Regions from separate parts of the Homo sapiens genome. Here region 2 is linked to region 1. A link is a contact called in ENCODE Hi-C or POLR2A ChIA-PET data. All regions are on one chromosome and are shown on one strand. The core of a region is the stretch at or near the end of the contact, and the rest is flanking DNA. Distances in the headings are between cores, read along the strand shown. Region 1 holds the start of CNOT4 (CCR4-NOT transcription complex subunit 4). Region 2 overlaps NUP205 (nucleoporin 205).

Region 1 (6,217 bases), core at 2,534-5,033:
GAGGCTTTTTTTGTTTTGTTTTTGTTTTTGTTTTGAGATGAGGTCTCACTCTGTCACCCAGGCTGGAGTGCAGTGGCACAATCTTGGCTCACTGCAGCCCCAACCTCCCAGGCTCAAGCGATCCTCCCACCTCAGCCCCCCTGAGTAGTTGGGACAATAGATGTGTGCCACCACGCCCGGCTTATTTTTTGTATTTTTGGTGGGTTTTGGCAGGTTGCCTAGGCTGGTTTTGGCAGGTTTGGCAGGTTGCCTAGGCTGGTCTCGAACTCCTCGGCTCAAGTCAGCTTGCCTCTGCCTCCCAAAGTGCTGGGATTACAGGCATGAGTCACCATGCCTGGCCATGGTGAGGTTTGTTTGTTTTTTGAGACAGAGTTTCGGTCTTGTTGTCCAGGCTGGAGTGCAGTGGCGTGATCTTGGCTCACTGCAACCTCCACCTCCTGGGTTCAAGCAATTCTCCTGCCTCAGCTTCCTGAGTAGCTGGGATTACAGGCACCTGCCACCACACTTGGCTAATTTTTTTGGTATTTTTAGTAGAGACGGGGTTTCACCATGTTGGCCAGGTTGGTCTTGAACCCCTGACCTCAGGTGATCCACCCGCCTTGGCCTCCCAGAGTGCTGGGATTACAGGTGTGAGCTATCGTGCCCAGCCTGTGGTGAGTGTTTTTTTTAACCACCTCCTGTCTCTGCATATTCTCCACTCTCAACCTGGTAAAGACTACCCTCCTCTCCCCACCAATCTAAATTAGGCTCCCCTCTTAAACTTTCTCATAACATCCTTTATACATCTTCTTAGTACTCATGACCAATTGTAATCATATATATGAAATTCTGTTTATATGCTTGTAGTTATTTATTTATATGATTATTTAATCTCTGCTTTTTCTACTAGGCATTATGCTCTATGAGGACAGGGACCATGTTTTGCTGACCATTGTTTTGCTATACCACCAGCATTGAGCACAATGCCTAAAGGCAAAATAGATTTGTTAAGTGAATAGATAGGTTCCACACTTAGGAATCATTAGGTAAGCAAAGTAATACAACTGAATGTTTTTTGTTTTGTTTTGTTTTGTTTTGAGACAGAGTCTCACTCTGTTGCCCAGGCTGGAGGACAATGACATGATCATGGCTTACTGCGGCCTCAACTTCCAAGCCCAAGTGATCCTCCCACCTGAGCCTCCCAAGTAGCTGGAACCACAGGCAGGCACCACCATACCCAGCTGTTTTTCAAATTTTATCTTTGTAGAGACAGAGTCTCCCTAGGTTGCCCAGGCTAGCCTTGAACTTCTAGCCTCAAACAGTTCTCCCGCCCCAGCCTCCCAAAGTCCTAGGATTACAGGCATGAGTCACCACACCTGGCCAAATTTAATGTTAACTTTTAAAATTATATGAGAATGAAGTGTTACATACATAAGTCTATATGATAGTATATATATACACATATGCATACATAAACATATGAAAACTGGCAATGTAGTATAGTAAAAGGAGTACTGGCCTGAGATGGTAGTGACTCTTACAATTGGTGACCTAGGAACTGTCACCTCCTTACTGTCAGTCTCAATACAGGGGTGGCATTGCCCCCTAGTGTTGGATATTTTATTTATAAGTGCTAGCAAACCATGACTTGACTGTATTTCTAGAATGGTCATGCTGAGCATTTATATATTGAAATACAATTTTATTATAAAATATTTTCTTCATATCATTTATATTATAAATAGCACATCATTTTGATTTCAGATGAAATCATGTATATAGGTAGTTTATATACCTATGAATTTCATTTTAGGCTAACAAAGAGCATATTATAAAAACATTTATTAAAAAAAGGAATGTTGGGTAAGATAAGGTTGCCACTGGATTAGGTGATGCTTAAGATCCCTTCCAGTTTTTACTGTGATGATTCTAATCTTTCATAATGGGAAGGCTTCTTTTTATTTTGTTCTTTTCATTACTTTGTTTATATACTACTATAGAATCAGTAATATATACAAGAACAATAAACACATTTTTAAATAAAAATGTCAACCATATTGAATGTTTAGGCATTTAATTACCTAAAGGGAAATCCAAATAATTTCCCAAGTTTCCTTGCTAGGTAATCATTTCATGATTCTATAATTTCAAACTTTGGGTAAAATGTGACTTCACTACATATTTTAATTTTTACCCAAGTAACTGTTGTCTCTAGGTTTATAGTGAGGAAACTGAAACACAGAAAACCAATGTACCAAAAGAATGAGGCCGGGTGCCCTGGCTCACGTCTGTAATCCCAGTACTTTGGGAGGCCGAGGCAGGCAGATTACCTGAGGTCAGGAGTTCGAGACCAGGCTGACCAACATGGTGAAACCCTGTCTCTACTAAAAATATAAAAATTAGCCTGGCGTGGTGGCACGTGCCTGTAATCCCAGCTACTCGGGAGGCTGAGGCAGGAGAATCACTTGAATCCGGCAGGCGGAGGTCGCAGTGAGCCGAGATCGCGCCACTGCACTCCAGCCTGGGTGACAGAGCTAGACTCCGTCTCAAAAAAAAAAAAAAAGAAAAAACAATGAATTGAGGGCTTATTATGAAATTAAGTTCGTAAATTTAAAACTGCAACCTCTTTCCCTACTCCCCTTCCCTGCTTTAAGTTTTTAAAATCGGTTATGACATACTATGCATTTTAATCACGTATTTTTAAAATAATGCCTCTTCTCTCCTCTTCCTCATCCCAACACATCACTAGAATAGGGACAGGGAATTTTTTCTATTTTGCTCACCATTGTATTCTCAATATATAGAAGAGTACCCGGCAGCTAGGAGGAGCTCATTGAGTATTTGCTGTATGAGTGGGTGAAGAATACATGCAATAAGCAAAAGTTACTGCTTCGAGCGCCACTTCCACCAGAGTTCTGGGATGCAAACGGGGCGACCAGTACATTGACTGACTTTTGTGACTGATGATTCCTCAGTGCTCGTAGGGATTGTGGCTGCATTTATTGTTCTTGGGGATGTGCCGATGTGTGTAGTTTGTAAACTTGCACACAGCTGTGCTGGCTGGACACCGAACTAACACTAATTTGCACCGAGGTCCGCAAATTCTCAAATTCACACCAACAGAAGCACGTTATTGTAAGTGCACGGGTGTTCCGTTCTCTTGGGTAATCTGCACAGAACAATTTAGTGTATGTCTTCACTGGTGATTTTACAGTGAAGAAGGGATCAAGGGTGGTGGCCCCAAATGCGCAAGGACAGGGAAATGAATTAAACAGGCGCCTGTTTCCTCCTTGTTCGCAAACAGACGCCAAGTCTGTATCAAATTCTCACCCTGGATCAAATCCCGCGCTCTTCGTACCCACAACCTGCCTCCACCTCCACCCCGCCCCCTTTAGATATCCCTGGTGGGCGGGGCAGAGAATAAACATTCCGGGCTCCCCGAAAAACTGTTTAGCCTCGCCCCAGTCTTGGGGTAGCACATTTCCGCAAACACCGAGGACACGGAATCACTAGTGAAAACCGCCGACCAAATGACATTGAAGCAGCACACGCGTGCAGAGAAGGAAGCAAAACACGAAGAAAGGCATCAGTCCAGCAGCCACGTGAGGTGGGCGATCCCCTCCGCCCTCTGAGAGAGGACTTCAACTCCCGGCGTGCCCCTGGGAGGTTACCCTCCGAGGACTTCAACTCCCAGGGTGCTGCGGGAGCGGCCACCGCAACCTCCCACTCAGCCGCCCGCCGCTCCTCCCGCCCCTCCCCCGCCCCTCCTGGCCGGATCAGCGTGCGCCTGCGCACGGGAGGCCGGAGGAGTCTTACCCTAATGTAAGATGGTGGCCCGTCTGGCTGTGGAACCCACCGAAAGCTGAGAGTCTCTCTCTCAGCCGTAAAGGTCGGACTCGCTGAAGCAATCAGGCCCGGTTCTGAAGAGTTTTTTCCCCGACGCTCGTTCGGTGGTTTCTTGTGAGGACGCGGCAGCCCGTGGAGTCGGCTGAGGGAAAAGCGAGGCAAGGCAGGCGGGTGAGTCTATGCGGGGCTGGGCTTAGGGGAAACCCGGGGCTGACCGGCTACGAGAGAGCGGAGGCTTCGCTGGGACTGTACAGGCCGCACCCCCCTTTCTCCCCACCCCCCGCCTCATCTTCACCCTCCTCCTCCTTGGTCTTCTTCCTCCTCCTCCTCTTCCTCCCTCTCCCCTTTACGCCACAGCAGTTACCATAAGGAAAAGGGAGCGGGTCAGAAGGCAGCGCGGCGGCAAGCAGCGACTCTCCTTCGAGAATTTCTTTAATTGGGGAGCCGAGGCGGCTTTTGGTCTCCAGCTTTTCCCCCTGCATTTTCACCGGGGCAGGATTCTTAGGTCTCAGCCCTCCTTGTTTCCCCAATCCCCTGTTCCCTGTCTGACGTCCTTTCCCTCTGGCCCCCGTCTCCCAAGACCAAAGCCATCACTTCCACTCTGATCCGTGTTGGCTGCTGCTGCTCATTAATCCCACTGCTCATTGCCCACTCGTCCTGCTGCTTGTTTTTTTGCTCCACTGCTACCACTCTGGAGTTAGCCTTTGCCCCCCTCTGGTGCTTGCAATCAGCCCACAGTGTATCTGCCACACTAGAGCTGCTTCCGATTTGCAGTCTTTCCTTCCACCACATCTGTCATCTTAAAGCTGCCCCTTAAGTATCTAGATTATGCTCCTCCTGCTAACCCACCTGTTTCTCAGCCTTCTTGAGAATTGTCCGTTCCTTCCCTCTTTCCTGTACAGATCCTTTCAATATACACTTCCAGAAAAAGGGAAGCCCCGTGGTGGCCCTTGAAAAGTAAAAGGAAGTTGGGAAGTGAATGAAGTGAGGTAGGATACTATTAAACGTTATGAGTGAAGATCTTTTATTCAGGCTACTCCGGAGAGGACCGTTTTCGTTTTGCTTTCTGTGATCTATTTGTCGCTTATTCGCTCTGTTGTGTTAGGACTTGGCTTTTTTTCTTTTTTTTCGTTTTGGACCGGTTTTATCATGCTACTAAGCGTTCTTTGGATTGCCTCTCCCCAGGACACTTAGTGTGGGCCCTGATTTATACCAATAAATATTAACCCCAGCATTACAAAATAAGATAAATCTGGCGCACATACAGAATTCATCTGTGAACTCCGCTAGCAAATATAAGTGATATTTTGATTACATGTGGGTTATGTGTGGGTTCTGTATTGAGGCTTGATTTTTGACTGAGTTTTATTGATGTTCAGCTTAATTGATGACATTTTATTTATGATTTGAGTGGAAATTTCCTCTCCAGTTAATATCAGATTTTCTTCTTATTTTTGGATTTGGGAAGTTCTCTTGACATTTCTAGGATGATAGTTATCAGAATAAATTGTCTTGTCTTGAAAATCCATTAGTTATGTATGCAAAAGAAAAATCGACATTTTTATATAAACCTAAGTTCCTCGTATTTTTCTCATAGAAAAGAAGGGGGCTGGGAAAAGAATGACAAAGCTGTGCACATACATGCATTTGGTGGAACTCACTGTCATTGTTATCTACAGTAAAAAGCAGAAAACTGGAAGCAAGAGGTGGCTTATGATGTCCATGTTTTGGTGAAAGCAAAATTAAGATGTACTGACTAATGGTAAAATGGGAAGAAGCAGCCCTGGCTATAATCAGACCACTGTGAGATAAAGAATTACCAGAAAAGCAACCAAGATTACATAGTTCAAATACATACATCCCAAGTTTAAACATGACTTACATGACATTGTATTCTTAAGATATATGTAAAAATGTTTAAAATCAGTGACAGTCTCATGTGGCAGTCCATTACTGGGTTATTGTAATTTTTACAAATTTTACCTGTAAAATTTGGAATCTTAACATTTGGCATTATGTTCACTTGATTGTGATAAATGGTCTGTTTTACCAAATGTAAACTAAGGTTAGAAAAGCTGTTTATAAAACTTTTTTCTTTCAGCCACTTAAGCCCCAATTTGGGGGACCAAATAAATACCTACTCTTAGAACTGCAAGCAATTTATATAGCAAACTTTGTGCTAAGTTACAAGTTGAGTTTTGGGTTTTTTTTAATCACTTACATTTAGTTTATCAGTAGGAGTGTATTTAATAGTTGATCTTTAACTCTAAAAAATATACTTTTTGTTGTAATACACTGGTGGAGAAGCTTTCCACTTTTAAAAATCCTAACACAGGTTTAGAAACTCTTGGCAGTCATACTTGGCTGAATTGTAAGCAGTGAGTTCTAGGAG
Region 2 (6,217 bases), core at 2,174-4,673, 65 kb before region 1:
AGTTTCCAAAGCTGTGAGTCCTGAAGACGAGAGTGAATTGTTGCAATGTACTGTTTTTCTGTCAACAGTGGAAGTTGATGAATCATATCTGAAAACACAAAAATAGACCACTTTACCGATCACCAGATAAATTCTCACTTCTGATACACAGGAATAATATCCAAAAGTCAGAAAATCTGAGCATTCTCACAGAAGAATAATGACCAATTAACATTAATTTCTACATCCCAAAAGGTACACTACTGTTGATTGTACACATACTAAAAACAAAAAAAGAAAATGACAATAATCCTAAATTTCAATTTCACTATTTTCAGTCATTTTTATAAGTGTACTACAAATAAACAAGAAAAAAGTTAGACACTCATTTTTTCTGCACATAAATTCTAAAATAGAAATCATGCTATCTAAAGATCACAAAAATTTTATTTACTTCACAGAAAACACAGATCAAAGATTACATTACTGAAATGACAGTCACTGTCTCAGAATGTTTTAATAAAAAGTTTGAAAATGTAAATGAATGGTAAAGAAACAAGCAATTAAGTAAATTAGGCATGTGCAATCATGAACATGTATAATATATGCTTTAATACTTTCCATTCCAAATCCCCCCAAAAAACAGAAATAATTAACAGGACTGCAGCTGTTTTTTAAATGTGATCTTATATATAAATATTCAAATATGAACGGACTGCAAACACAGGAACAGAGCAGACTATTTTAGTAGCTAAAATATCACCCTTTTTAAATGTTATCCCCACAATTTTAAATCTGATTTTTTTAATGTAGGAAAATGTATAAAACTCAATACCATCTCGTTCCTCTGTGCTTTGCTCTATAAAACTGATATCAAAACAGTATAGAAGCGCCATAAGAAGAGCCAGATTCACTGCATCCAGTGAGCCATTAGCCTCAACTGTCACTCTTTCCAAATGTCCAATGAGGAGGAGAGTGTCTTCTTTGCCTAAAGGTGACTGGCAAGCCCAGGCAAAAAGGCTTTCTGCAAGAGACTGCCTGCACTCCTTAATGAGATCAGAAACCTAGAAATAAAAACATGACTATCAGTATAAATAAATTACAGTGAAGCCTGGTCTTATTCCAAAGTACAAACTACCTTTTACAAAGGCTAATAAAAAAACCTATCAAAATCCACAAGTGATCCTAAGACGTCACCTCTGGAATTCTGAACAAACCCTATTGTTTATTCCTTATCCTTAAGTTCCTTAAGAAATTGGGATGACCAATTTCTTGTTCATTTCATAAAAAGAGCTAGAATGGCACATAAATGACTATACCGAAGCTGAAACAACTGCAAGTCAATTTTATGGACACAGCTGACTACAAACTTTAATATACATTACGAGCTGACTACAATTAACAATTTATTGTATACTGTACTGTCAAACAGTAGTACAGTGAATTTTGAATGTTCCCAACACAAAGAAATAATAAACGTTTGAGGTGATGGATATGCTAATTATGATTTATTACATATCATACATATGTATCAAAATACCACACTGTACCCTATACATATGTACAGTTTTGTGTCAATGAAAAATAATAAAAGCAAAAAAAAAGAAAAGTGGCAATCAGGCATGGTATCAGCTACATAATTCATCTTGAAAAAATGAACATTCTAATTGTCATGTTTCTGCCTCTGAGATTTGACAGACAACTCATGAATTGATTTCATTGAACCCTTGCCTCTTTGCGATGTTTTTCACTGCCCAAACCTCTCTCTCGCTGTAGTTTCTCAAACTCATTATTCACATCAATCTGTGACACCAGCGTAAGAACTTTATAAGTCAATCCTTGCTCCATCAGCTCATCTGTAAAGCGTGTTGTCATGGAAGCCAGCTCTGGACTGTAATGAAAAGAAATCAATAAACTACGTTAAACAATATTGTTTATGCTTCTTCATAATAATAGGTATAGCAAACGCTCTTTTTTTGAGACAGGGCCTTGCTCTGTCACCCAGGCTGGAGTGCAGTGGCGTGATCATGGCTCACTGCAGCCTTGACGTCCCAGGCTCAGGTCTTTCTCCCACCTCAGCCTCCCAGGTAGCTGGGACTGCAGGTGCATGCCATCATGCCCAGTTAATTATTCTATTTTTTGTAGAGATGGGATTTCATCATGTTGCCCAGGCTGATCTAAAACTCCTGAGCTCAAGACTGTAATCTGTAATCCCAGCACTTTGTAATCCAAAAATAATTTGGGCCACTGCACCTCGGTCCAAATTATTTTTTATTTATAAACACAATAAAACAGGTTTAAATTGTTATATCTGTCTTGGCAGAATAAGGGAGTATATTACTCAGCTTATGTTACATATTGCTCAGATTGTATATAATAAGGGAAATATTGTCATACTTCAAGTAATTTCAAATTAACCCCTGAAATCCCAAGAAGTAAAAAGACCTGAGTTCTAGGGTCCATGTCTTTCCCCGTCTAGACTGTATCAAGGCTTTCAAGGAATTCGCAATGCATCGCTTTCCATCCCAGTACAGAAGAACAGCTACTAATCCTCTGGTAAGGCCAGGAAAATGTGGCTGTTGATGCTCTCCTAAAAAAGGAAGTTGAGAAATAATATTGTTAATAAACACGTATGTGTTTAGGAGGAGACAAAAATCAATATAACAATGTTCAGTTCAAAGAATCACAGTAGCTCAGGGCTTAAGGGGCCCTGGGGTCCTCTACTACAAACATCCATCCACTGTCTAACTTCTTGCTCAACATATTCGAGGGCCATCCAACTTATCCCTAAACACCAGCAGGGACATGGAATTCACCATTTTCCAAACTCTCAATTTCTAACTCTCACACTTACCTGTGATTTCTACATACTGGGTGAGAATCTTTTGGTCTCACTGTTGTCCACTAAATTTAATTTTATTCAATGCCCATTTTACTATCTCATATGGAATCTTTCAAATATTTCTAAGTTTCTTCCCTCGGAATCTTCTCTGAATAAACAACCTTTTTATAATTCAAGTTCAGTCACCTTTTAACTACTCTCCTTTGAATGAGTTCTACCTTTTTTTTTGAGATGGAGTCTCACTCTGTCACCTAGGCTGGAGTGCAGTGGCGTGATCTCACTGCAACCTCTGCCGCCTAGGTTCAAGCAATTCTCCTGCCTTAGCCTCCTGAGTAGTTAGGATTACAGGCACTTGCCATAGCACCCAGCTAATTTTTGTATTTTTAGTAGCGATGGCATTTCACCATGTTGACCACGCTGGTCTTGAACTCCTGACCTCGTGATCCACCTGCCTTGGCCTCCCAAAGTGGTGGGATTACAGGTGTGAGCCACCACGCCTGGCTAAGTTTCACTTTTTTTTTAAGAGTACTTTGCCTATAGTTTCAGTTTCATTTCCTAAAGCTTTCTTTTCCCCTTACTGCAACTACTCCTCCACTCTACTCCTTTCTGTTCCCCAAATTCATCACCTTGCTTCACCCTCTTGCACAGGCAATTTCTTCTGCCTGGATGCCCTTCATCCTCCCAAATAACCACCTATTCCACCTGATGTATGCTTACTCATTTTGCAACATCTACCTTAAACTTCATGATGTTGTTAAGAGTTCTCTGTACAATCAAGGTCCATCTAATACCATCTCTAAATCTCTGGACCATCTCTAAATCTTGCACAAAACTGCATTAATTGTACTTAATTGTGTCAAAATATTTGTTTCCACATCATTCTCAATTATTAGAATATGAGCGTATTTACACTAGTTGAGATTTTATTCATCTTTATATCACTGGAGTGATATAATTAACACCATGCCTGGCACATGGTAGGTATAGAAGAAATGTTTGTTAAATGAAAGTTCCGAGTTAAACTCAAAACTCAAGCATGTCTAGTGAACATCCCCCTCATTCTCAATATCATACTTCTTTTAGTGCAGGCTTAGGTCAAAAAGGATTTTGGTAGCCATATATTATCTTTAGACATATTAAACTTTTGTTCAACTAACATGCCCATATTTTCTTCAAATGGCTCCTCCATTATAATTAAAACAAACTGCTTATAGTATAGAAATTTTTCTCTCTTTTCTCTACACAGCAGCCAGAGAAATAATTTCAGAGTTAGAATGAATTATGTAATGTCTCTGCTTAAAGCCCTCATCAACAACTTTCTATTGCAATTAGAATAAAATCCAAATACCTTTCATTATCATGCAAAATCAAACATGCTCTGATTCCTGCTGTATCTGCATCTTCCTTTGCTCTCCCTCTCATTTATGATGCTCTAGCCACAATGATCTTTTTATCCTTAAACACGCCTTTATTCCCACCTCAAGCACTGGCTGCTTGCTCTCCCCGGAAAAGCCTTACCCAATAGGTCTGGGTGGCTGGCACCTTCTCATCATTTGGGTCTCAAGGCAAATGACACCATCTTAGAGAGGCCTTCTCTACGGATCCTACTTAGAGTTGCACTAGCCAGCCTCCACCTCTCTATATCTCACTGCTTTATTTTATTTTCTTCCTAGTACTCTGTATTATTGAAATCATCTTATTTTTTACCTACTCATGCATTATCTGAATTACTCTCTCAAAAAGAAATTCCAAAAAAGTGGTGACCTTACCTGCCTACTCACTGACAGTAAGTGCTTTGTGCTATAAAATTTCTGAGATGTCTTTAACAATTCTGATCACTAAACTGAAGCCTTCCTTCCAATCAAAGGTTAAGAAAGGATAGCCGGGCATGGTGGCACATGCCTGTAATCTCAACTACTCGGGAGGCTGAGACATGAGAATCACTTGAACCCGGTAAGTGGAGGTTGCAGTGAGCCGATATCATGCCACTGCACTCCAGCCTGGGCAACAGAGCGAGACTCTGTCTCAAAAAAAAACAACAAAGATTAAAAAAGGAAATATTTTGAATATGGTTTTACCAAACTGCAGCCTTAGAAACTATGATAGAATCTAAACAATAAACTATTTTAAACTATGAGTGATTTTATAATTTTGCATTATTTTACCACTGTTTCAGTTAAATGTCAACCTACCAGCAAGAAGAAGCTCAACAGCTGCCAATTCTCCAATATCAAAAAGGTCACTGAGAATAAAGGCTTCTTTAATGAGCTGTTCAGGAAGAAGTCGAGTTCCCTGTTGACCCTGAATGGCGACTCCCTCTGTACTGGCTTTCTGAACCTTCTCATGCTGTTGAACATTTTTTGGCTACAATGATAAAATTGTAATTGTTATGAAAATAGCACACTGGAGACAAGGTCCCAAAGTGTTACCTACAGAAGCTTATTCATGATAATTCAGCCTGGTAACATGACAAACAGAAGTATTTCTTATCAGCTAATTTAGAACAGACTTTTATGAAGTAATATTTTGCATAACCTTAAACTTTTTATTCCAATACTACCTTCTCAATAACTGTGACTGCTAAACTCTGATCTGAAAAATTTGGAGAAAATATACAAAATAGCATACTATTTTTCAAGTTTCTACAGAACTTTTCAATTACATAATAAATAAAAATAATAAGGTCTTCAAATGGTACATAACAAATGGATATATGAACTGTTTAATTACTTAGCAGAGCAAGTAACAGTTTATTAATGTTATATAAAATGTAGTCTTATTTCCTAAAAGATAATTTGGTGCAAATATTTAACATATGACGTACAGTACAGAATTAGCTGATAGATCATACATCTAAAGTTTCGGAACTTAAAGGTTACACATTGGTCATTGAATCTAGCTCCTCTATTGCAGACAGAAAAACCGACATCCAGCTAAGTCAGGTAACTTGTCTGTGGTCATAAAACTCTCTAGTGGTACAGCCAAGACTGGAAATCAGCTCAACTGGTTCCCAGGCTGGGGTTCTTTCTACTAAAGAAAGCAAAAAAAAAGAAAAAAAAAGAAAAAAAAAAAAAAGCTAAAAAGCAAAAAGCCATTTCTGGTAACACAATCCTATAAATAGTTCTTGGATGGCTTCCTTGCTGTATATAAAAGAAAAGTGCCAGACTGGGCGTGGTGGGTCATGCCTATAATCCTAGCACTTTGAGAGGCTGAAACAGGCAGATCACTTGAGGCCAGGAGTTCAAGACCAGCCTGGCGAACGTGGTGAAACCACGTCTCTAATACAAAAAAATTAGCTGGACATGGTGGCAGGCGCCTGTAATCCAGCTACTCTGGAGGCTGAGGAAGGAGGATTGCTTGAACACGGGAGGGAGGTTGCAGTGAGCCAAGATCGCA

What was found. A loop is a pair of places that touch in the nucleus more often than their neighbours do. ChIA-PET counts read pairs that join two places held with the same protein, here RNA polymerase II (POLR2A). Pooled maps may share reads with other maps.
Region 2: a map of CD8-positive, alpha-beta T cell shows a loop between it and region 1 (5-fold over the local background). The contact joins the enhancer-like site here to the promoter of CNOT4 in region 1. A Hi-C loop is called at or near these places in 5 of 168 maps with a recorded cell type or tissue (CD8-positive, alpha-beta T cell, Calu3, GM12878 and 2 more), 14 of 37 single-sample maps with no recorded cell type and 11 of 50 pooled maps. POLR2A ChIA-PET finds 5 or more read pairs at or near these places in 7 of 52 experiments (CD4-positive, alpha-beta T cell, H1, MCF 10A and 4 more).

The regions. Positions count from the first base shown.
Region 1 is chr7:135,507,668-135,513,884 of GRCh38, reverse strand. CNOT4 (CCR4-NOT transcription complex subunit 4) reads left to right here and starts at 3,783. Exons shown (of 12, transcript NM_001190850.2): 1 at 3,783-3,996. RefSeq lists enhancers at 3,088-3,257, 3,408-3,527, 2,903-3,807, 3,838-4,037, 3,808-4,713 and a silencer at 3,598-3,837.
Region 2 is chr7:135,572,622-135,578,838 of GRCh38, reverse strand. NUP205 (nucleoporin 205) reads right to left here. Exons shown (of 43, transcript NM_015135.3): 3 at 5,014-5,185; 4 at 2,425-2,569; 5 at 1,711-1,870; 6 at 815-1,043; 7 at 1-88. Among named protein-coding and RNA genes, the nearest start is that of NUP205, 18 kb to the right of the region's middle. Within about 2 kb of position 3,423, at least 2 of the 41 ENCODE cell types and tissues checked have a DNase peak (open chromatin) inside an H3K27ac peak, as active enhancers do; they include OCI-LY7, where a contact is called at or near this core.